Regions from separate parts of the Homo sapiens genome. Here all the other regions are linked to region 1. The links are chromatin loops, found by intact Hi-C in ENCODE. Cell type or tissue: chondrocyte. All regions are shown on one strand.

The links. Hi-C counts contacts between places; a loop is a spot of excess contacts. Peaks named below come from ENCODE experiments on the same cell type or tissue, not always from the same donor. Only the 100,000 strongest peaks of a DNase experiment are listed, where the experiment ranks them.
Region 2: it touches region 1 in a loop (2.1-fold over the local background); 2 of 110 quality-filtered maps call a loop at or near these places.
Region 3: a loop joins it to region 1, with 2.6 times the contacts of the local background. A loop is called at or near these places in 6 of 110 quality-filtered maps.

What each region holds. Positions count from the first base shown.
Region 1 is chr12:100,568,774-100,576,773 of GRCh38, reverse strand. It overlaps GAS2L3 (growth arrest specific 2 like 3), which reads right to left and starts at 3,090. Exons shown (of 10, transcript NM_174942.3): 1 at 2,989-3,090. RefSeq lists an enhancer at 2,796-3,085 and a silencer at 3,116-3,245. In chondrocyte, no CTCF peak of the experiment used is centred here; DNase peaks (open chromatin) are centred at 2,800 and 3,123.
Region 2 is chr12:100,631,665-100,639,664 of GRCh38, reverse strand. No RefSeq gene overlaps it. Among named protein-coding and RNA genes, the nearest start is that of GAS2L3, 62 kb to the right of the region's middle. In chondrocyte, no CTCF peak of the experiment used is centred here; no DNase peak of the experiment used is centred here.
Region 3 is chr12:100,729,315-100,737,314 of GRCh38, reverse strand. It overlaps a transcript of ANO4 not described here. Among named protein-coding and RNA genes, the nearest start is that of ANO4, 61 kb to the left of the region's middle. In chondrocyte, CTCF peaks have their summits at 3,085 and 3,290 (motif pointing right); no DNase peak of the experiment used is centred here.

The sequences.
Region 1 (8,000 bases):
TTTCTGTTAACCAAAACACCCTACCTACTCTGTAACAATGTAATCAAATGAAAACACTTTCTGAGTTTTTAGGAGAAACATTAAAGAAATACAGTTATAATTATGGTCTGTATCTCATAAACATTACTTCTGAAGCATTTCTCTGTGACAACTAAACTCTAATTAAAAATCAAGAAACTCAATGTGAGACAAATTGGCCAACAGACTCAAGTTTCCTATTTTCTCAGATTCTATGTCCATTGCATGACTCATTAGATCTGTAAAGGTATATCTAATATCATTCTATGTCCATTGCATGACTCATTAGATATGTACTGGTATATCTAATATCAAAGTATGAAAACCAATAATAAGAAGTAAAATACACACGTTACTGTAAGAAAGTAAAACATAAGAATACATATTAAGTTTAATCTCTTACTTTCCTCATCATCAACAGCAAGCTCTTTAGTAATCTATCCAAATAACTGAACCTTTCCTATTATCTCCAAACTTAAATTGATAGGAAAAAAAAAGGAAGAGTAGCTTAGTAAAAACATAGTGAATAAATGAAAATTAAATGAGAAAATATAAATGAGGAGATACTACTTTTGAAACAGCCAATTCTCCAAACATCATTTCTATTTATCAAAATATAAATTAGGAACATCATTTCTGAAGTGGCCATTCTCCAAACATCAAAACTCCAAAATATCACTGTTTTTTTTACTAATAGCATGCATTTTGTTGACACTATTCTTTTATCACAAATTTTGATTTACCATCACAAGTTATTTCTCATTATTTTAAAATTCATAATGTATTCAAAATAAACCCATACCCACAGCAGAAATTAATCTGGGTCACACTGACAATCCAGTGCAGGAAAGTTACTTAATGTTAGGAATATAAAGGTGTGTAACACAGAAAAAAGCCTGCACTGAATTCCAGGTGAACCCTAGTAAGTGATTTCCCTTCTTTGAGCTTCAGTTTTGTCCCCTATAAAATAGAGATAACGGCCAGGCGCGGTGACTCATGCCTGTAATCCCAGAGCTTTGGGAGGCCGAGTCGGGCGGAACACGACGTCAAGAGATCGAGACCATCCTGGCCAACATGGTGAAACCCCGTGTCTACCAAAATACAAAAATCAGCTGGGCGTAGTGGCACACACCTGGAGTCCAACTACTCGGGAGGCTGAGGCAGGAGAATCGCTTGAACCCGGGAGGCAGAGGTTGCAGTGAGCCGAGATCGCGCCACTGCACTCCAGCATGGGCGACAGAGCGAGACTCTGTCTCAAAAAAAAAAAAAAAAAAAAAAATAGAGATAACATGAACTACATTTTAGGATTACTAAGAGGTTTAACAATAATATAAGTAAAGAACACAATACCTGATATATAATGATGTGTTTGATAAATAGTAATCCACGTGTTTATGATGTGTCAGATACTGTTTTAAATGCTTTACATGTATAATTTAGTCAATAAACAATAATTATCCCTATCTCTGGTACTGCCTTCACCTTCTACCTCTCCCCATCCTTTGGGGAGAGCTCAAAACTTTTTGTCTAAGTTAAACAGCAGAGAAATAATAATAGCTATGTATCAGGCACTGTGCTAAATTAGTTACGTGGAATTTCATTTAATCTTTACAACAATCCTCTCAATAAAGTAGGAACTATTATTAACCTTCTTTCACAGACTAGGAAATTTAGGCTTAGAAGGATTAAATAATGTGTCTAAAGTCAGATATCCAATGAAGTCTGATTTCAGAGCCCCCCTGCTTAGCAACTCTGTCACGCTAAAAAAAAAAAAATTACTACTTCTAATTCAATGTCAGATAGCAAACACCTACTGTTCAATGACAGTTGGTTTCTAATGAGATTTTGAAACAGATGAGTCAGACAACAGGTATCGGCATCTACACCAGATCACTAGAGTTTCCACTTCTGTCATTTGAAACAGTTCCAATTTGTTCCCAAAGGGAATCTGAGGTGGTGAGAATTTCAATTTCTAATCATTTAAGTGCCAAGACAGGTGATCAGATAGCAATTCACAAAGCGGTTCTGTTGTTCTTGTTGTTTTTGTTTGTTTGTTTTTTGCTCTTCACACAAGCGAAGCAAAACCCAGGCTCTGACCTAAAATCATCTCTTTGCAACCACTGGGGATCAGCTATTCCACCATGCCATGCCACAAAGCACTCAAATTTACAACATTCAATCCCTCGGTGTGAAAAGATTAGGAAAGGAACCACGGGTGACTGCATAGAGGAGCACGCCCTCCAAAACTTTCCTCTGACTTCCAAGGCACTCTACAAGCCTTCCCTTTCTTTTGCCAGCCTCTCCCCGGGCAGTCCTCCAAACTGAGGGTTGTGGGCGGAAGGCATCGCGCAGGGTCTCCAGCTCTATTCCCCAGTTCCGCACATGTGGGCGTTCTAGACCCTGCATGGACTGGGAGAAAAAACAGGGAAGAGCCTATAAACCTTGCTAGAGGGCAAGAATAACTGTCTGTCTCTTTCTCTTTGCAGGGCCAGAGACTTCATCAATTCTTTCCGAGGATGATGAACAGAAAAAAACAGACCCTCTAAGTGCCAGGCGCTTAGGGATGAGGGTGCCCCTGAAGATCCCACAGTACCTTCGGGCTCTGATACCGCTCTGGATTTAAAGCAGGGCGAGTAGCGGCTGGATCCCTCCTCCCCAGCTGAGCTCGCCCACACCAGCAGCCCCAACCGCCCCGCACACCTGTCGCCCCTCTCTCCGCACTTGGGTGGACAGGTGAAGGCAGGCGCAACGTCACCTTGACGGCCCCAGGAGCCAATCAGAGCACGCGACTGCCGCAGCCAGGCAAACGCAGAGCGTACTGGCTCCCGCAGCCGGGAGACCCAACAAACCTCAGCTTCGGGGCCTCAGAGAGCGGGGGGCTCCTGGAGCCCTCAGGCTGAGGCGCGGAGGCCCCGAGACAGCGCGTAAAAGTTCGCCAGGAAAAGAGAAGACAAACAGGGAAGTACTCACCAGGCGCAGGAGGGTCACTTCTCCCAGCGGGGCGACAACTCGGCTCAATCTGTGCGGGGCCAACACGCCCCTGACCAACCGCCGCCGCTGCCGCCGCCGCCTGGGCCTCAGGGTCAGTAGCCGCTGGCCGCCGCCTGTTTCGAAGGGACCAATCATAAGGCGGGGGCGTGGTCTGAGGCCCCGCCCCCGGGCTGCCGGGAAGCACGCGACCCGTGGGCGCTCGCCTGTCAGCGCGTCCAGCGCTGCGCCTCCGGGCGTCTCGGAGCTTCGGTGGCCAAGTCCCTCTGTTCACTGAAAGGCGAAGTGGTTCAGTCAGAGCAGGTCCTCCGATCTGGCCTTTCAGCGACAGCCAGTTCGAAAGCCACAGCCCGTCCTGTTGTTCCCACAGGCCTGAGAGGTGAATGAACCTCGCCTGTAATAATTGCTTCTGAGCGTCCTGGAATGTTGCGGTGCAGCTGAAGGCGCTTCCCTGAGTTTTATCCTGGTCTGTTAAGAGCCGCTCCCAACCCCACATCCACTCGGGAGCTGGCTGACCTGAGGGCGCCACGGTTTCCAGAGACGCAGCCTGGAACCCAGCAGGAATGGGGGTCCTCAGCAGAAATCTTTCAGAGAGAGGCCCCTCTTCTCAGGTGCGGAGGGATGAGGAGGAATCCTGTAGTCCCAAGTCACAAAAGGAGGATGTTGACTCTTCAGCAAACACCGGAGCCTGAAAACAAAACAAAACAAAACAAAAAAACAATGAACTTCAACGTAAGGGATGCTTACTAGCTCCCAGGGTTGAAATAAAGCCGAGACTAGACATCAGTGTAACAATCCCAAGTCGGTTATATCTGTAAATGTGGCTTGTTTCATAGCAAAAAATAAAATAAATAAATAAATAATTTTTTAAAAAAATCACTGGCTTTGTCCCCGAGGCCTGTGTTGCAGCCCAGGCCCTTCTTTTTTTTTTTTTTTTTTTTTTTTTTTTTTTTTTGAGACAGGGTCTTGCCCTGTCACCCAGGCTGGAGTGCGGTGGCACGATCTCGGCTCACTGCAGCCTTGATCTCACGGACTCAAGAGATCCTCCCACCTCAGCCTCCAGAGTAGCCAGGATTACAGGCCTGTGCCACCACACCGGGCTAATTTTTGTGTTTTTTGTAGAAATGGGTTTTTGCCATGTTGCCCAGGCTGGTCTTGAACTCCTGGGCTCCAGTGATCCTCCCACCTCGGCCTCCCAAAGTGCTGGGATTACAGGCGTTAGCCACCTCACCCGGCCCTATTCAGTCTTTTAGCCTTCCTCAAATCATGTCTCCTCTCTGGGCCTCAGGTCTCCATCTGTGAATGGTGGGCACTGAACTGGAATGACATCTCTCTCTAGCATTTATTCCTTCCTTTACTCAACAAAAACAATGAGATGTACTGTTGCTTGCTAAAGAAACTGAAATGAAAACAGCCTTAGGCTTCAAAGTGCTCAGCAGCATGGTAAAGGCCAAATGGAAGTCTGTGGAGGTCCATGAAAGAAGGAACCCCTAAGAGTCTTGAAGGGTGATGGCAGAGGTTTGAAAGGAGCTGAATTTTTAAAGATGAATTAAGACTCTGCCAGGAGGGAGGGATAACTGGGAATAAGAATTAATTTCCAGGCAGAGAGAGCAACAAAGACAAGGTTCCAGAGATGTGAGAGTACATGAAATGTTCTGAGAATACTCATTTTGAATGACTGAAGTCTGCAGATTGGGAGGCAGATCAGATGGGAGAAGTAGACACAAATGAAAGGCCTGGTAGATGCTGAGGAATTTAGTTTCTTTCCCACAGGCAATTGGGATGATTATAAGGAAGGACTGGTAGGAACAGATTTGTGTTTTAGGGGAAAAACAATATTTTCACAGATGTTTGAAGATGGTAGTAAGACAGGTGGCAATCCCTTAAATTAAAAGATGACGGTTACCTAAATTATCTCAGAAGGGATGGTGAGGAAGAGGTATCTGGTGATACCTAAGAAGCTGACTCATCTGGACTTAGTTATTATGTGATTGATGATGGTACCAATCTAAAGAATACAAGGAAAACAGGCTGTGGGGGAAAATAATGCATTTTGGTTTGGAGTGTGTTCAGTTTGAAGTGTGAGAGGAGTGTGCAAGTGGAGATGTTCAGAAGATAAAGTTAGACCTGAAGCTGTTTAAATTGGTCTGTGTAGGAGATATAGATTTGAGAAGTAAATTCAACAAATATTATTTTACACATCTTCTGTGTCAGGCTCCATTCTAAGCACAAGGGATCCTACTGTCATGGAGCTTACATTCTGGGGTAGGTGGGTGAGTGAAGATGGTAACTAGGAGTTGATATTTAAGTGGTAAATGAACCTGAAACCAGATAGTGGTTGCCACTTTTGAAATTGACTCAGTAGTCCCAACCGTAGAAATTGACCCTTCTGGTCTTAAAACCTAAAACTTACATTTGTTTTATCCGAGTTGTTTCCTTAGGAAAGGATCCCTAGACCTCTCAAAAAGTATCAAAGAACTGAAACTCACCAGATCATCTCAGCCAATGAAAGCCTGGCCCTTCATTCATCCTGATTGCTTCCTTGCCCCTCTCTAGTTCCTTTCTTCTTACACATTGCTACATTTCTTCCCTGCTATATAACCCCCTAATTTTAGCGGTCAGGAAGATGGAGTTGAGACTGATCTCCCATCTTTTCAGCTGCAGCACCTGATTAAAACTTTCTTCCTTGGCAGTACTTGTCATATCAGTCTTTGGCTTTCTGTGCTGCAAGCAGCAGGACCTAGACCAAACCCCTGGTGTTTCAGTAACACTTTTAATATTAAAATCAATCCCACAACACTTTGCTGCTCACATCACCACAATAGATAGGTATTCACAGGACCTATTTTTCAAATCTATGTGTCATAGTGTTTCTGTTTAAAACTAAAGGGCAGTTTGTATACCACCCCATTTAGCCAAATTTTGAGTTGAATTAAAGTATTACATTGGATTTCTTGAACCCTAACATCAAAATATGTGCACTGCTCTACAGAAACTTAAGAAAAAAATGTGTTATACAGATCTTGTTTAATGAGTCCTTAGCTGTCAACTTTTTATTTTTATTATGTGCATACTATGTATCTAAACATTTGAATACCATTTATTAAAACTTGAAACTATCCTATATGAGATATGTACACAAAAATTCTCTGCCTCATACACACACACATAAACACACACTACTTAATATTTCTAAACCTTTTACTAAAATCTTGTCAGCAGTGCATTTTTATGATAACTTGCTTTTTGTTCTATTTTGTCTTTGTAATTTCTATACCTTATAAAGATATAAGGACAGTGTAGTGGCAAGTGAATCCTGAGTCAGGAAATCTATGCAAAACACTTTTCTCTAAGGCCACATCCTTTGCTGGTTAAATGTGGGGATTAGGTGAGGAGTTTGCCTCTAAATTATTATTATAATTATTATTTTATTTATTTATTTATTTATTTATTTATTTTGAGATAGTCTCACTCTGTTGCCCAGGCTGGAGTGCAGTGGCGCGATCTTGGCTCACTGCAAGCTCCGCCTCCTGGGTTCACGCCGTTTTCCTGCCTCAGCCTCCGGAGTAGCTGGGACTACAGGCGCCCCGCCATCATGCCAGGCTAATTTTTTTTTTTTAATAGAGGCGGGGTTTCACCGTGTTAGCCAGGCTGGTCTGGATTTCTTGATGTGGTGATCCGCCCGCCTTGGCTTCCCAAAGTGTTGGGATTACAGGCGTGAGCCACCGCGCCCAGCCTTGCCTCTAAATTATTTTAATTCTTGTTGCTTTTCTCCTCTGTATACTCTGTGTGTGTGTGTGTGTGTGTGTGTGTGTGTGTGTGTGTGTGTGTGTGTGTGTGTCTGTGTCTGTGTCTATCGCCTTACTTTTACGTTAATTCCCAGCTGGTACCCAACTATCTAAATACACTTACCATTTACCTATCTTGATTTTAAAACTATAATTAGCAATTGAGGGTTTCATCTAATGAGCTGCAATCTACTTTCAAGTGTAGGCTTTCTAATAGGTGGTTAGGTTAATAGCCATGTTTTAGAGGTTGTATCTTTACATGAAATTGGCATAATTGTAGAATGCAAAACAAGACTCACCAGTTTGACTTTCCAATTGTGGAGATGTGCTGCACTTTTAAAGAAAGCACCATGTTTGGAAATCTAAATTTTAAAAGGTATTACATTAGGAATAGTCATTCATCTGCCATAAAGGTATACAGAATACAGAAGGGTCTGTGATAATCAAATAACCATCGGGTATTGAACTATGATTTGGCCTTTTCACAGCCATGCAAAGAATGCTTCTATTGTTTAAAATACACTGTAATTTAAATACACTGAAGACTTTTTTAAATTTTGATTGGTTTATTAGTTGTTTTGTTCTGCATTTTGTTGTTTTAGAAATGTTTTTATTTCTGACTTATTGAATGTCAATCTATGGATTGTGCCTTGTGTAAAGTACTGGATGAAATATTTGGGCAATAGAGGTATTGATTCATTCACAATTAATTAAACTATCTGTTCAGCAGATAATCTGTTGAGAGCTAACTATTCTAAAAATAATACTAAGCTCTGTCTTAGAAGAATGATACTGATTCGTGTTAACAAATAATATGTATAAATAATTCAATGATATGAAATTTTATAACATGTTATGGTCAATACTAAAATGGTGTGTTAAATTTATATAGTGGATTGAATAGTGCCCACCCAAAATTCATGTTCGTCGAGAACCTCAGAATGTGACCTTATTTGGAAATAGAGTCTTTGCAGGTATAATTAAGGTAAGGATTGAAATGAGATCATATTGGAGTAGAGTGGACCCCAAATCCAACGGGAGTGTTTTTACAAGAGACAGAAAAGGGACAGAGAGAGAGAGAAAGTCCATGTAAAGACAGAGGCAAAGCTTAGGGCTTTGCTGCCACAAGTCAAGCAATGCTAGGAGCCATCAGAAGCCAGAAGATGCAAGGAAACATTCTCTCCTAGAGCCTTTGGGGGGAGTTTG
Region 2 (8,000 bases), 63 kb before region 1:
CCACTGATCCCACAGAAATACAAACTACCGTCAGAGAATACTATAAACACCTCTACGCAAATAAACTAGAAAATCTAGAAGAAATGAATAAATTCTTTGACAAATACACCCTCCCAAGACTAAACCAGGAAGAAGTTGAATCTCTGAATAGACCGATAACAGGCTCTGAAATTGATGCAATAATTAATAGCTTACCAACCAAAAAAAGTCTAGGACCAGATGGATTCACAGCCGAATTCTACCAGAGGTACAAGGAGGAGATGGTACCATTCCTTCTGAAACTATTCCAATCAATAGGAAAAGAGGGAATCCTCCCTAACTCATTTTATGAGGCCAGCATCATGCTGATACCAAAGCCTGGCAGAGACACAACAAAAAAAGAGAATTTTAGACCAATATCCCTGATGAACATCGATGCAAAAATCCTCAATAAAATACTGGCAAACTGAATCCAGCAGCACATCAGAAAGCTTATCCACCATGATCAAGTGGGCTTCATCCCTGGGATGCAAGGCTGGTTCAACATACGCAAATCAATAAACATAATCCAGCATATAAACAGAACCAACGACAAAAACCACATGATTATCTCAATAGATGCAGAAAAAGCCTTTGACAAAATTCAACAACCCTTCATGCTAAAAACTCTCAATAAATTAGGTATTGATGGGACATATCTCAAAATAATAAGAGCTATCTATGACAAACCCACAGCAAATATCATACCGAATGGGCAAAAACTGGAAGCATTCCCTTTGAAAACTGGCACAACACAGGGATGCCCTTTCTCACCACTCCTATTCAACATAGTGTTGGAAGTTCTGGCCAGGGTAATCAGGCAGGAGAAGGAAATAAAGGGTACTCAATTAGGAAAAGAGGAAGTCACATTGTCCCTGTTTGCAGATGACATGATTGTATATCTACAAAACCCCATTGTCTCAGCCCAAAATCTCCTTAAGCTGATAGGCAACTTCAGCAAAGTCTCAGGATACAAAATCAATGTGCAAAAATCACAAGCATTCTTATACACCAATAACAGACAAACAGAGAGCCAAATCATGAGTGAACTCCCATTCACAATTGCTTCAAAGAGAATAAAATACCTAGGAATCCAACTTACAAGGGACGTGAAGGACCTCTTCAAGGAGAACTACAAACCACTGCTCAAGGAGATAAAAGAGGATACAAACAAATGGAAGAACATTCCATGCTCATGGGTAGGAAGAATCAATATCGTGAAAATGGCCATACTGCCCAAGGTAATTTATCGATTCAATGCCATCCCCATCAAGCTACCAATGACTTTCTTCACAGAATTGGAAAAAACTACTTTAAAGTTCAAATGGAACCAAAAAAGAGCCTGCATTGCCAAGTCAATCCTAAGCCAAAAGAACAAAGCTGGAGGCATCATGCTACCCGACTTCAAACTATACTACAAGGCTACAGTAATCAAAACAGCATGGTACTGGTACCAAAACAGAGATATAGACCAATGGAACAGAACAGAGCCCTCAGAAATAATGCCGCATATCTACAACTATCTGATCTTCGACAAACCTGACCAAAACAAGCAATGGGGAAAGGATTCCCTATTTAATAAATGGTACTGGGAAAACTGCCTAGCCATATGTAGAAAGCTGAAACTAGATCCCTTCCTTACACCTTATACAAAAATTAATTCAAGATGGATTAAAGACTTAAATGTTAGACTTAAAACCATAAAAGCCCTAGAAGAAAACCTAGGCAATACCATTCAGGACATAGGCATGGGCAAGGACTTCATGTCTAAAACACCAAAAGCAATGGCAACAAAAGACAAAATTGACAAATGGGATCTAATTAAACCAAAGAGCTTCTGCACAGCAAAAGAAACTACCATCAGAGTGAACAGGCAACCTACAAAATGGGAGAAAATTTTCGCAACCTACTCATCTGACAAAGGGCTAATATCCAGAAACTACAATGAACTCAAACAAATTTACAAGAAAAAAACAATCGGCCCCATCAAAAAGTGGGCAGAGGATATGAACAGGCACTTCTCAAAAGAAGACACTTATGCAGCCAAAAAACACATGAAAAAATGCTCATCATCACTGGCCATCAGAGAAATGCAAATCAAAACCACAATGAGATACCATCTCACACCAGTTAGAATGGTGATCATTAAAAAGTCAGGAAACAACAGGTGCTGGAGAGGATGTGGAGAAACAGGAACACTTTCACACTGTTGGTGGGACTGTAAACTAATCAACCATTGTGGAAGTCAGTGTGGCAATTCCTCAGGGATCTAGAACTAGAAATACCATTTGACCCAGCCATACCATTACTGGGTATATACCCAAAGGATTATAAATCATGCTGCTATAAAGACACATGCACACGTATGTTTATTGCAGCACTATTCACAATAGCAAAGACTTGGAACCAACCCAAATATCCAACAACAATAGACTGGATTAAGAAAATGTGGCACATATACACCATGGAATACTATGTAGCCATAAAAAATGAAGAGTTCATGTTCTTTGTAGGGACATGGATGAAACTGGAAACCATCATTCTCAGCAAACTATCACAAGGACAAAAAACCAAACACCGCATGTTCTCATTCATAGGTGGGAATTGAACAATGAGAACACATGGACACAGGAAGGGGAACATCATACTCCGGGGACTGTTGTGGGGTGGGGGGACGGGGGAGGGATAGCATTAGGATATATACCTAATGCTAAATGACGAGTTAATGGGTGCAGCACACCAACATGGCACATGCATACATATGTAACAAACCTGCACATTGTGCACATGTACCCTAAAACTTAAAGTATAATAATAATAAAATAAATTAAATTAAATTTAAAAAAAGTCAGGAAACAACAGGTGCTGGAGAGGATGTGGAGAAACAGGAACACTTTTACACTGTTGGTGGGACTGTAAACTAGTTCAACCATTGTGGAAGTCAGTGTGGCAATTCCTCAGGGATCCAGAACTAGAAATACCATTTGGCCCAGCCATCCCATTACTGGGTATATACCCAAAGGATTATAAATCATGCTGCTATAAAGACACATGCACATGTATGTTTATTGCAGCACTATTCACAATAGCAAAGACTCGGAACCAACCCAAATGTCCAACAACGATAGACTGGATTAAGAAAATGTGGCACATATACACCATGGAATACTATGCAGCCATAAAAAAGGATGCGTTCATGTCCTTTGTAGGGACATGGATGAAGCTGCAAAGCATCATTCTCAGCAAACTATCGCAAGGACAAAAAACCAAACACCGCATGTTCTCACTCATAGATGGGAATTGAACAATGAGAACACATGGACACAGGAAGGGGGAACATCACACACCGGGGCCTGTTGTGGGGTGGGGGGACGGGGGAGGGATAGCATTAGGAGATATACCTAATGCTAAATGACGAGTTAATGGGTGCAGCACACCAATATGGCACATGTATACATATGCAACAAATCTGCATGTTGTGTACATGTACCTTAAAACTTAAAGTATAATAAAAAAAAAGTGGATAGAGGCCCTTCCTATGGTATTGTTTAAAATTAGATGCACTCCTTATAAGAAAACAGGATACTCCCCTTATGAAATACCGTTATCATAGGCCTCCTCCCATCCTATGGGGGCTTCCAGGCACTCCCTGAGAGTTAGGTGAAATTAAATTACAGCGACAACTACAGGTTTTAGGAAAAATTACACAAACAATCTCAACTTGGGTAAATGAGAGGTGTCCCATCAGCTTATTCTCCCCAGTTCACCCTTTCTCTCCAGGTGATCACATGTGGATCAAGGACTAGAACATAGCCCCTTTGCAGCCACGGTGGAAAGGACCTCAGATTGTCATCCTGACCACCCTCAAGGCTGTAAAGGTAGAAGGAATCCCAGCCTGGATCCACCACACCTGTGTGAAACCTGCAGCCGCTGAAACCTGGGAGGCAAAACCAAGCCCGGACAACCCCTGCAAAGTGACTCTGAGGAGGACGACAAGCCCTGCTCCAGTCACACCCAGAAGCTGACTGATCTACGCACGGCCAAAGCATGAGAAGGATCATCGTGGGACTCATTTTCCTTATAATTTGGACTTGTGTAGTAAAAACTTCCACTGATTTTCCCCGCATGGAGGACTGCTCTCAGTGTATACATCAGGTTACCAAGGTAGGGCAACAAGTTAAAACAATCTTTCTGTTCTATAGTTACTATGAATGCCTAGGAACTTTATAGGGAACATGTTTATATAATGACACTCAGTACAAGGTATGTAGCCCAGGAAACGACCAGCCAGATGAGCCAGATGTGTGTTATGACCCCTCTGGGCCTCCCGTGTCCACAGTTTTTGAGAGATTAAGGACCGAAGACTGGTGGGGACTCATAAATGATACAAGTAAAGTATTAGCCACAACAGAAGAAAAAGGGGTGCCCAAACGCATAATCTTGAAATTTGATGTCTGTGCTGTCATTAATAGCAGTAAGTTAGGAAGGGGATGTGGCTCTTTTAGTTAGGATAAAGGCTATATGACCGAAAATAAGTACATTTGTCATAAATTAGGACTGTGTGGAAATGAATGTGGATACTGGTCTTGTGTCATTTAGGCCACTTAGATAAAAAAAGAAAAGGATCCAGTCCACCTTCAGAAAGGAAAAAATGGCCCTTCCTGTACTAAGGGACAATGTAACCGCTTAGAGCTAGTAATAACCAATCCCCTTGATCCTCGCTGGAAAAACGGGGAGCGTGTGACCTTAGGAATCGACGGGGCCGGACTGGATCCTTGAGTAAATATCTTAGTTCGAGGAGAAGTTTACAAACGCTCTTCTGAGCCAGTGTTTCAAACTTTCTATGATGAACTAAATGTGCCAGTACCAGAAATTCCAGGAAAAACAAGAAATTTGTTTTTGCAATTAGCCGAGCATGTAGCCCAGTCTCTCAATGTCACTTCATGTTATGTATGTGGAGGAACTGTAACGGGAGATCAATGGCCATGGGAAGCCTGAGAGTTAGTACCTACAAACCCAGTTCCTGATGCATTCCTGGCTCAAAAGAATCACCCTGATAATTTCTGGGTCCTGAAAGCCTCAATTATTGGACAATATTACATACCTAGAGAAGGAAAAGAATTCACTCACCCTGTAGGATGACTTAGTTGTCTAGGACAGAAACTGTATAATAGTACCACAAAAACAGTCACTTAGTGGAGTTCAAATCACACAGAGAGAAATCCATTTAGTAAATTCCCAAAGTTGAAAACTGTGTGGATCCACCCAGAGTCCCACCGGGACGGGACAGCCCCCACTGGATTGTACTGGGCATGTGGGCATAGAGCTTATGCCAAATTACCCGACCAGTGGGCAGGTAGTTGTGTTATTGGCACTATTAAACCATCTTTCTTCCTACTGTCCATAAAGACAGGTGAACTCCTGAGCTTCCCTGTCTATGCTTCCAGCGAAAAGAGAAGCATAGCTATAGGAAATTGGAAAGATAATGAATGGCCCCCTGAGAGAATCATACAATATTATGGGCCTGCTACTTGGACACAAGACGGTTCGTGGGGATACCGGACCCTCATTTACATGATCAACCGAATAATATGGTTAGAAGTTGTCTTAGAAATAATCACTAATTAAACCGGCAGAGCCTTGACTATTCTGGCCCAGCAAGAAACTCAGATGAGAAATACTGTCTATCAAAGTAGATTGGCTCTTGACTACTTGCTAGCAGTTGAAGGAGGAGTCTGTGGAAATTTAACCTTAATAATTGCTGTCTACACATAGATGATCAAGGGCAAGTAGTTGAAGACATAGTTAGAGATATGACAAAACTGACACATGTATGTGCCCATGCAAGTGTGGCATGGATTTGATCCTGAGGCCATGTTTGGAAAATGGTTCCCAGTGCTAGAAGGATTTAAAACCCTTATAATAGGAGTTATAATAGTAATAGGAACCTGCTTACTGCTCCCTTGTTTGCTACCTGTACTTCTTCAAATGATAAAAAGCTTCATTGCTACCTTAGTTTGCCAAAATGATTCAGCACAAGTGTACTATGTGAATCACTATCCATCTGTCTTGGAAGAAGACATGGGTAGTGAGAATGAAAGTGAGAACTCCCACTAATGAGTGAGATTCTCAAAGATGGGGAATAAAGGAGGAGACCACCCCTCAAATTGTCTTATGCCCAGTTTCTGCCTCCAAAGAAAGAAGAAGTAAAAACTAAAAGGCAGAAATGAAATCCACAAGCAGACAGCCTGGCGCCACACCCTGGGCCTGGTAGTTAAAGATCAACCCCTGACCTGTTCTGTTCCGTTCTAATTACTGGTGCATGCAGCCCCGAGTCACGTACCCACTGCTTGCTCAATCGATCATGACCCTCTCACGCGGACCCCCTTAAGAGTTGTGAGCCCTTAAAAGGAACAGGAATTGCTCACTCGGGGAGCTCAGTTGTTGGAGACGTGAGTCTTGCCGAAGCTCCTGGTCGAATAAAGCCCTTCCTTCTTTAATTTGGTATCTGAGGGGTTTTGTCTGCAGCTTGTCCTGCTACAAGATTACCTGTCTCTAGAGTTTCCTACACTTCTGAATGATTCTAATTCCATCTTCTGTGAGACTAAGTGTACATAGATTTCTGGGTTGCTACCAGATTTTTGTTATCCTTTTGGTTGCATGTATTCATAAACCAATACATTATTCAAGAAAGCTAAAGTGACTCTCTGTTCTTGCAGCCATAAGAGCTGAAGTAAACACACCAGATCTTTCCAGAACGTCTTTGGGTCTCTTGGGCTACAGGCCAGCCAGGAGGATGCAAAGGTCTGGAAGGTGTTCTGTGATTCATAGCAATGTATTTTACAGAACAAGTTTCCTCTGTCATCTGCTGGAGCAGGGGGACAAGACATAAATGTCGAATCATGGGGAGCACCTGCTCAAAGCTGTGCTCCTCTTACATAATTGAAATGGCTGTAGGGAGACCAGCCCATCACACAGGAAGCTGGTTTGAGATTTCATCTCTGTTATCACGGTTTACTTATTAAGACTGAGGTAGAGCTTAATGGAGGGAGCAGGGTGGAATCGATTCCCAGTGTCACAGGAAATATTTTAGAGAGTTAGAAAAGCATCCTTGTATCAGGATGTGAGTTAATTTTTAAACTAATGGCTTACCCAGAGAAAGCTCAGATTTCATGTTTTCATTCACTTGTTTAGGACTTGATTCTCACTATTGTATTTTCTGAGTAACAACGCTTAGCAGTAAATGACTCTTGTTCTTGAGGCTGAGATACAAATATCAGTTTTTTTTCTTTTTTAAGTTTTACAGGCTCCCAATCTGAAGCAATATGGGAAAACACAAGCTGCTCTCATGGAGGTATTTTATCCCGTGAGTAAAATATATCACAAAGAAAGAAGTGAGTGGGCTACAGTCAAAAAGAACATCACATTAAAAAAAAAAAAAAAAAGACAACCCTGGAATGAAGATTGTAATCGCTTTAACAGCAGTAATTAGGCTTATTGTGATATCCCTAGCACCTAACTTAGTGTCTGAGTAGACACTTGATATCAGAGTAGGTGCTCAGAGAGCTTGTTTGCTAAATGAGCAAATGAATGATGTCTCACTGCATTGTGGCCAAGGAGACTGCTTTAGAAATAATCATAAATACATATAATAAAAGGAATTTACTGTGCTAGACTCAGTACATCGAGGACCTGTTGAAGGGGCTAGCACCTGGGATGATTACCATCACGCCCTGAGATGACTATCTCGATTATTTTGACTTCATTCTGCTGCTGAGAGATTGATTTTAAAGAAATAAAACTAACAGACTGAGTTTCCTCCTCTGTTCCCTGTGAGGATTAACTTGGGTGGCGGCAGGACACTTGCTAGTCTATGTCAGTGTTACGCTCCGAGTAGCCTCTCACAACCCTGAAAATAAATATTTTAAAACAAAAAAAAAAACCTAGACAATAAATTGGGACGTTTCCAGCATCTTTCTTCT
Region 3 (8,000 bases), 160 kb before region 1:
GTCTGAATGCAATTCCTGAAACCCTGCAGCCATGTGGCTGCCACCATGAAGATAAATTGAGAGAGGAAGGCACAGGGGAGAAGGCCTTTCACAATGTCACTGAGCAGCCTAATCAACCCATCCTAAAGACGGGCCTGCCTCTGGTGTCCCTGTTATGTGAAATAATAAATTTCCTATCGTTTCAGCCAATTTGAGCCAGGGAACTGAAGCAGTATTCAAGAGCCTTCTTGTTACACTGGCACCTTCTGGGAAGATTAAGCATCTGTCATACCTACCTCCCCTTCAGAGGTTAGTTTTCTAGGGCTGCTGTGACAAAGTACCACAAACTGGGTGGCTTAAAACAACAGAAATTTATTCTCTCATGGTTCTGGGGGCTGCGAGTCCAAAATAAGGTGTCAGCAGGGCTGTGCTATCTCTGAAGGCTCTAGAGGAGAATCTGTTCCATGCCTCTCTCCAGGCTTCTGGTGTTGCCAGAAATCCCAGGGTATTCCTTGGCTTGGAGATGCATCACTCATATCTCTGCCTCTGCCATCACACAGCTCTCTCTGTATGGTCTCTGTGTCTCTTCCCTTCTTATAAGGACACTAGTCACATTGGAGTAGGGCCCACCCTAGTCCAGATGACCTCATCTTAACTTAACTACACCTGCAAAGACCCTATTTCCAAATACAGTCACAATCACAGGTACTGGGGATTCGAACTTCAAAGTACCTTTTTGGGGGATACATTTCAACCCAACACCCTGACATGGTAGCTAAAGCTGACTGGACCAGGGAAGGCCACTTGGCCCAAGTCTGCAAGATGTCAGGTAACAAGAGTGTCATCCAATAGGAGCCCAATGACCTGGGCTCAAATTGCAGCTCTTACTCTCATATGTCCTCAGGCAATTCTTTACCCTCTCAGGGACTCCATCTCCTCATTTATAAAATGGGGGAAAATATCACTGTTTACCTCAGGATCTTTTTGAGGATTAAATGAGTAAATACAGAAAAAGTAGTTAGAACACAGTGCTTGGCAAAAAGAAAGCTCCCCAAAGTGTTTGTTAGCTACTGAATCATCCTCACACTATCTACCCCTCCATTTTCATTGAAAAAAGCACCTTAAAAGAGAATTCTCTACTCACAGCCCTCCTCTCCCTTTTCAGAGCTCTGCAACGTGGCTCCCATCCCGCCACCCACTCACGTGGCTCTCACGATGTCACCAAGGCAGACTTTAATTTTCAACCTCCTCAGTCTGTCCTAGAAATTCTCTGGGCTTTCCAAGAAAGGTGCTTGCTTGGTTCTCCTACCTCTGTCATTATTTCTACCCTCACCGTGCTTCCCCCAAAGATTGGTCCTTGGTCCTCCAAACACACACAACGTACTAATTCTCACTCTTATTATCTCATCTTCTTCCAAAGATTTGACTGAACTCTCTGTGCAGATAGTGCCAATATCTTCATCTCCTGAACATGTTCTCCATATTTCTAATTTTCCGTGAGGCATTCTGACGTGAGAAGTCTCACGGGCACATCAAATCAACACATCTAACCTATCACCATCACATCCTCCCTCTTCCTGACTTCCACATTCCTGGGAACAGCTCAGACTCTGTCACCCTGATGCAAAATCTCAGGGAACACTTACTATCCCCATATCCAGCCAATGACTAGTCCTGCCAGCAATTCCATCCCTCTCCCCCTAGACCCGCCTCTTCATCCCACCTCCCTAGTTGATTTCTGTCTCATGTCAAGACCACAGTCACAGCCACTAACTCTGTTACAACACCAGATTCTCCCATAGGAACTCCATCCTGTTCACCACCATAATAATCTTCTCTCATCCATACATTTGTCTTGTCACCCCCCTACTGTGAACCCTAAATGTCCTCCTACTACTTAGCTAATGTTTAATGTCTCACTGATGTCTCTGGGAATGGCATTTTAGGTTGCTCAGTGTTTTCAAACCAGGGTCTGCGAGCTCTCCACGAGAATTTTTAAACTATCTTTGTTTCTCATTTAAAAGTTAATCATTTAAAAATTAATACAAGCATATTCTGAACCAAGTCCTGCCACTTAATTTTAATGCCTGGGTTTACTTTTGTGTTTCTATCAGGTTTGGCACCAATTGGTACAATGAATGAGAAAAGGGGAGAGATGGATATGCCGAGGTACATTCATGGCAAATGAAGATTCAATAACCTCACATCAGTGAGCATTAACATTGATTTCACAGGGGGTTGAACTCAGAAAGGTGGCAGCAATGCAGAGTCATCATGAAGTACCTAGCAGTAAAACTGTACTGCACTCAAAGAACCAACATCACTGCAGCCAGTACCCCATTGCATTACAAGCAGTGACTGCATTTCAGCAAAATAACAACATACATCATATTCAATTAGTGTGGTAAATTTGTATTTTTATTTGGGTTACTGAATTTTAAATCTCATCTGCAAAATCAATTTTAATGGCTATTTGGAATGCAAGGTGTCTATATATAGTTCTATGTTTGAACATACTTAAGTAACCTCATAATAAAAATAATTTAAATCCATTTTAGAGGTTCATCATTAATGCTTTGCATAGGCATCCACATTGCTGGAGTTTGAGAAGCCACGGCATAGTGTTTAAGAGTATATAGGATTTAGTGTCAAACAGACCTAGAATGAAATCTTGGGTAATTAATTTCTAGCTGGGTGGCAAAGCGCAAGTTTCCTCATCTGTAAAATGGAGAAATAACAGTAACTTGCTCATAGAGTTCTGATTAAGTAAAATAATGTATGCAGGGAGTCAAGAGCAGCTGGCAGGCAATAAGTGCAAAATAAGCATAAGCTGTAGCTATTATCTTCACTTTTCTTTTCTGATCTCTAAGTCACTGCCCAACATTCTAGAATCAAGAAAGTTTTGAAAGGAAATGGAAAGGAGAAGAAGGATTCAACCAAAAGAAAAATGGCACGGCTCACTCTTCTACTTTCGACCAAAGTAACCAGTGTTTAAGGTTGAGTGAGCATAACAAGGAGAAAGTCTCACTTTGATTTTCAGCAGCACTCTAACACTTGCTTAGCATGTTCTCCAAACAGCAAAGAGTAGACTTTTACCATGCATTTTCAATTTGCACTTATTTCTTTTAAAAATAGATTAATATAAATCTTTAAAAAGTAATTCGATTGTACTATCAAGTGCATAATAGTACAGGTGCTACAAAAACAAAAGGGTTAAAGCAAATGATGAAGATCTGGGAACAAGAGATGACTTCTTATCTCCCTGGACATTTCCTCCATCTAATTCCATGCAAAAGCAGTAGAAATCCACAAGAGGGCGATCCAGAAAAGTGAGTCCACAAGCAATTGCTCTGATTCTGAAAATAAATGCCTATGCATTTATATTTTCTTCCCTCTCCTCCCCAGCCACCCCCTTGACCTCCAGCTTTTCCAGGCAATAATATTTTTTTAAAAAAATCAAAATGACACTAGTGCTCACCTATGGTGATCTGGCTGACACAACTGTAGTAGCTGCCCGTCGTTGCAGAGGAAAGGTTATAACTTCCGCTGCTCACATCTTTGTCTGTTAAGAAAATAAAAGACAAGAAGGTTAATTATAACTTAGTAGACACCATGACCACAATGTAAATATATGACTGGTGGTAAATAAACCAGCTCTCCTTGTCTATGACACGGGTAGTCTCATACTCATTCAGTGGTTCACCCATCAACGTTTAGGGAGAGCCAGGTGCCAGACCCTGGGATGGGCACTTAGAACATATCAATAAACAACCCAGACAGCTACACACAGGCAATTGCAGTTTCATGTCATCATTATTACAATGGGAGAGTGAAGGGTGCTTGGGCAGTTGGGGGCAGGGAGTTAGACAGGAGAGAGGGTGCCTGACCCAGACTATAGACTAAAGAGTATCAGGTAAGGTTTCCTGGAGGAAATTTAACATCCTAATGAAAACCTAAAAGGTGAGTACTATCTGACTGGGCAAAAAGTGGATGAATTGAGGGAAACGATGCAGGCAGGGGAGCTATCATCCCCATCCTCCATCCTCTGGAGGCTGAGAGGCCACAGGCAGCTTCGTGGGTTAGCAGCTGAATGCAGTAAGAGAAGGAGAGATGAGCAGCAGCCAGGTTGCAAAGTGTCTTGTAAACCAAGTTAACAAGTTTGGCTTCTGCCTAGAAAGCAGGATCCTATTTTTGTTTTAGGAAGATCACTTTGTGGCAGTTTCCAGGATAGATTGGAGGACACTGAGATGAGAGTAGAAGGACTTATTTGCGAGGCTGCTGCAGTATTCTGACGAGAAATAGTGGTGGTCAAACCATGGGAGGAGTGGCAGTGGAGACAGAGAGGGGCAGATGCAATGCCCTCAAAAGCTAAAAGTGCAGCACAGGAATCAATTTCCTCATTACCGTGAACAGAAAATGTTCTAGGCAGAGGGGGGCAAAAGAAATCAAAGCCTCACAGGTGCATTGCATATCAGCATTTTCACCCACAACATTTCGTGCACGAGGTAGGTGCCACCCTTACATCTCTGATGGAAAGGCTGAGAATCCAGGTGGCTGAGTGCCGTGCCCAAGGTCACACTGACAGCATGTGGCAGAAGAGAGCTCAAATCTAGATCAGGAGTATTTGAAATTGTTTATGAAACATTGCAGGAACACAAAATTTAAAAACTCCTAGAAGATAACATAGGAAAAACATCTAGATGGCAGTGATGTTTTAGATATAACGCCAAAGACAAGATCCATGAAAAAAATAATGGATACACTGGATTAAAAACTGCTACTCTATGAAAGATAATACAAACAGAATGAGAAGACAGGGCACAAACTGGGAGAAAATATTTGTAAAACACATATCTGATAAAGGATTGTTATATAAAGTATACAAAGAACTCTTAAAACAACAATAAGAAAACAAATAAGCTGACTTAAAAAAATGGGCCAATCACTTTTACAGACACATCACCAAAGATGATACAGATGGCAGATACACACATGAAAAGATGCTCCACGTCAGACACCAGAGAAATGCAAATTAAAACAAACATAAAATACCACTACACATTTATTAGAATGGCCAAAATCTGGAACACTGACAAGACCAAATGCTGGCAACAGGACCTCTATTGCTGGTGAGAATACAAAATGGTACAGCCATTCTAGAAGAGAGTTTGGCAATTTATTACAAAACTAAACATACTCTTACCATACCATCCAGCAATCACACCCCTTGGTATTTGGTATTTACTGAAAGAAGCTGAAAACTTACGCCCATCCAAAAACCTACATACAGATGTTTATAGCAGCTTTATTCATAATTGCTATAACTTGGAAGTAACCAAGATGTCCTTCCGTAGAGGAATGGAAAATAAAACTGTGGCATATCCTAGCAGCTTTATTCATAGTTGCCATAACTTGGAAGCAACCAAGATGACCTTCCATAGAGGAATGGAAAATAAAACTGTGGTATATCCAGACAATGGAATATTATTCAACACTAAAATGAAATGAGCTATCAGGTCATGAAAAGACATGGAGGAACCTTAAATGCATAATACTAAGTTAAAGAAATGAATCTGAAAAGGCCAAATTCTTTATGATTCCAACTATGTGACATTCTGGAAAAGGCAAAACTATGGAGACAATAAAAAGATTAGTGGTTGCCAGGGGTCAGAGTGGAGGGAAGGAATAAACAGCAACACCACATAGGATTATTAGGGCAATGAAATTAGTCTGTATGATACTGCAATGGTGGATACAAGTCATTATTAAATTACCCAACAACCAAGAGTGAGCCCTAATATAAACTATGGATTTTGGGTGATTATGACGTGTTGATGTAGGTTTATCAATTGTAACAAATGCACCACTCCAGTGGGAGATATTGATAACAGGGGAGTATATGTGGGGACAGGAGGGTTTGGGAACTCTTCTGTAACTTCCTTTTAATTTTGTTATGAACCTAAAACTGCTGTAAAAAAATTAACATAGGGTATAAGTGATTTTAAAATATTACAATAAATACATTTTGTCTAATATAAACCACTACAGGTTACAAGAGTCATATTAAATAGTTGCAACACTGGTCTAAAGGCAACATTTGAACATTATGTGACAATAAGAAAATTCTGATCTATAATGGTGGAAAGTATAGGTCTGAGGGGAAGAAGTAATTATTAGGATTTAGTCAAATGCATCCAAAGAGAAAAGGTGCCTAGAAACGTATCAATTCAGACTTTAATGGGAACACAATGTGGATTGACAGAGAAGATGGCTTTGTAGGTGAATGTTCTTAGCAGGAAAGAACAGCAGGTACCTGGACAGAGAAGCCAGGAAATAGGAGTCATCTTTAAGGGGTTTTCTATAGGTGCCCTTGGTTTGAAAGCAGTTGGGAAGTATTGACAAAAGCAGGTGGCAAGCCAGAGGACAGAGAAACAGTGGTGGCTCTCAGAGGCCAGTGCACATTCACAAACAGAAAGGTAAATGCTAGGAAATATTTTTAAAACTATTTTTAATATGGGAAAACTAATTCTAGCAAGTGTATGTGGCCAACTCTTTCCCTAAGAAACATCTCCAAACCATCTCCAATCTCTAGAATGCTTCCTGAACAGCTAGCCACACCTCCAATAATAGCACTGGGCATGCAAGATTACACTGGTTTACACATCTCCTCAACCATGAGCTTGTCCAGGGAAGACCCACATGTTATCCAATTTGCAATTTCCAGAGTTTAGTGCTGTGGCTGGCATAAGGTAAATGCTCAATGAATGTTCGTTGGTTTTAAAAAAGGAAGGAACAAAATTAAAGAAGGAACAAACAAATAATTAATTCTCCTTCCTATTAATTTCAGAGAGGTTGCTGTGATCAAAGAGAAAGCACTGGGATGAGAGTCAGAAGACCTAAGTTGGAAGCCCAGCTTTGCTACACATAACCTCTTTGAACATGGCCAAGCTGTTTAATTTCCTTAAGTACTGATTCCTCCACCTGCAAATGGTAACAATAGTGCTTATCTCACTCTTGGGGGGCAGGGGAGGAGGTACGGTTTAAAAAAATAAATCAGCTACATGAAATCCATAGTTAGCAAATAATTCTGTATATATTTGTGGAATTTGCTGAATCAATAAAATTCAGACTTAAAACATATCAAACTAAGTACTCTAAAGTTGTCATTCCTCATTCTTTCTAAACCCTTCTCTAGGGCTCTATCCTGATCTATACTTATAAGATTTTGGAAGGAAGAAGACTTTCATAGGACAGGTCAATGGCACCAAAAAATGTATACAATCAGAGAGAGAGAGAGAGATTTATAAGCACAGAAATGACTATGAATGAGGAGGAGAAAAGGAATGAAGAAGAAAAAGCATAATGAGAAATCAGTAATCAACAAACAAGCAGAATGCTTGAATTAGGAAATGAATGCCTAGGAAGAGGCTATGAACAGCAAAACTATGGCAATTTGAATCAAGCCTGAATGGTAAAACCAGGGCAACAATTTTGGTGGCAGTATTTTGAAAAGACTCCAAGAGCAAAAGTACAAAGAGCCGTGGCAATTGCCAAGTGCAAAGTGATGACCTGAAGGAAGGTATTCTTACCTACTGGAATTAAAACAAAAAGGCTAGATTTTACAGAAGAGCCTGAATATCCATTTAATCCTTTAAGAACCACCTAGAGTTAAATGATAAAATCATGTAACTAGTGGGAAAACTTGAGACTATGAATGAGATTAATGAACATTGTGGGTTCTAGAGTCAGTATCCAGATTAAACAGTCTATTCCAACCCCTGGACACATTATTTCTTCTCTATGTGGCTTTGTTTCCTCATATGTAAAATGAGAATAATAAAGGCACCTATATTATAACATTATATGAGCATTCAATTATTTAATACATGAGAAAGTATTTATATAACAGGACCTACCACATAGAACGTGTTCAATTAGTGTTACCTTTTTTTTTTTTTTTTTTTTTTTTTTTTTTGAGACAGAGTTTTGCCCTTGCTTTTATTGCCCAGGCTGGAGTGCAA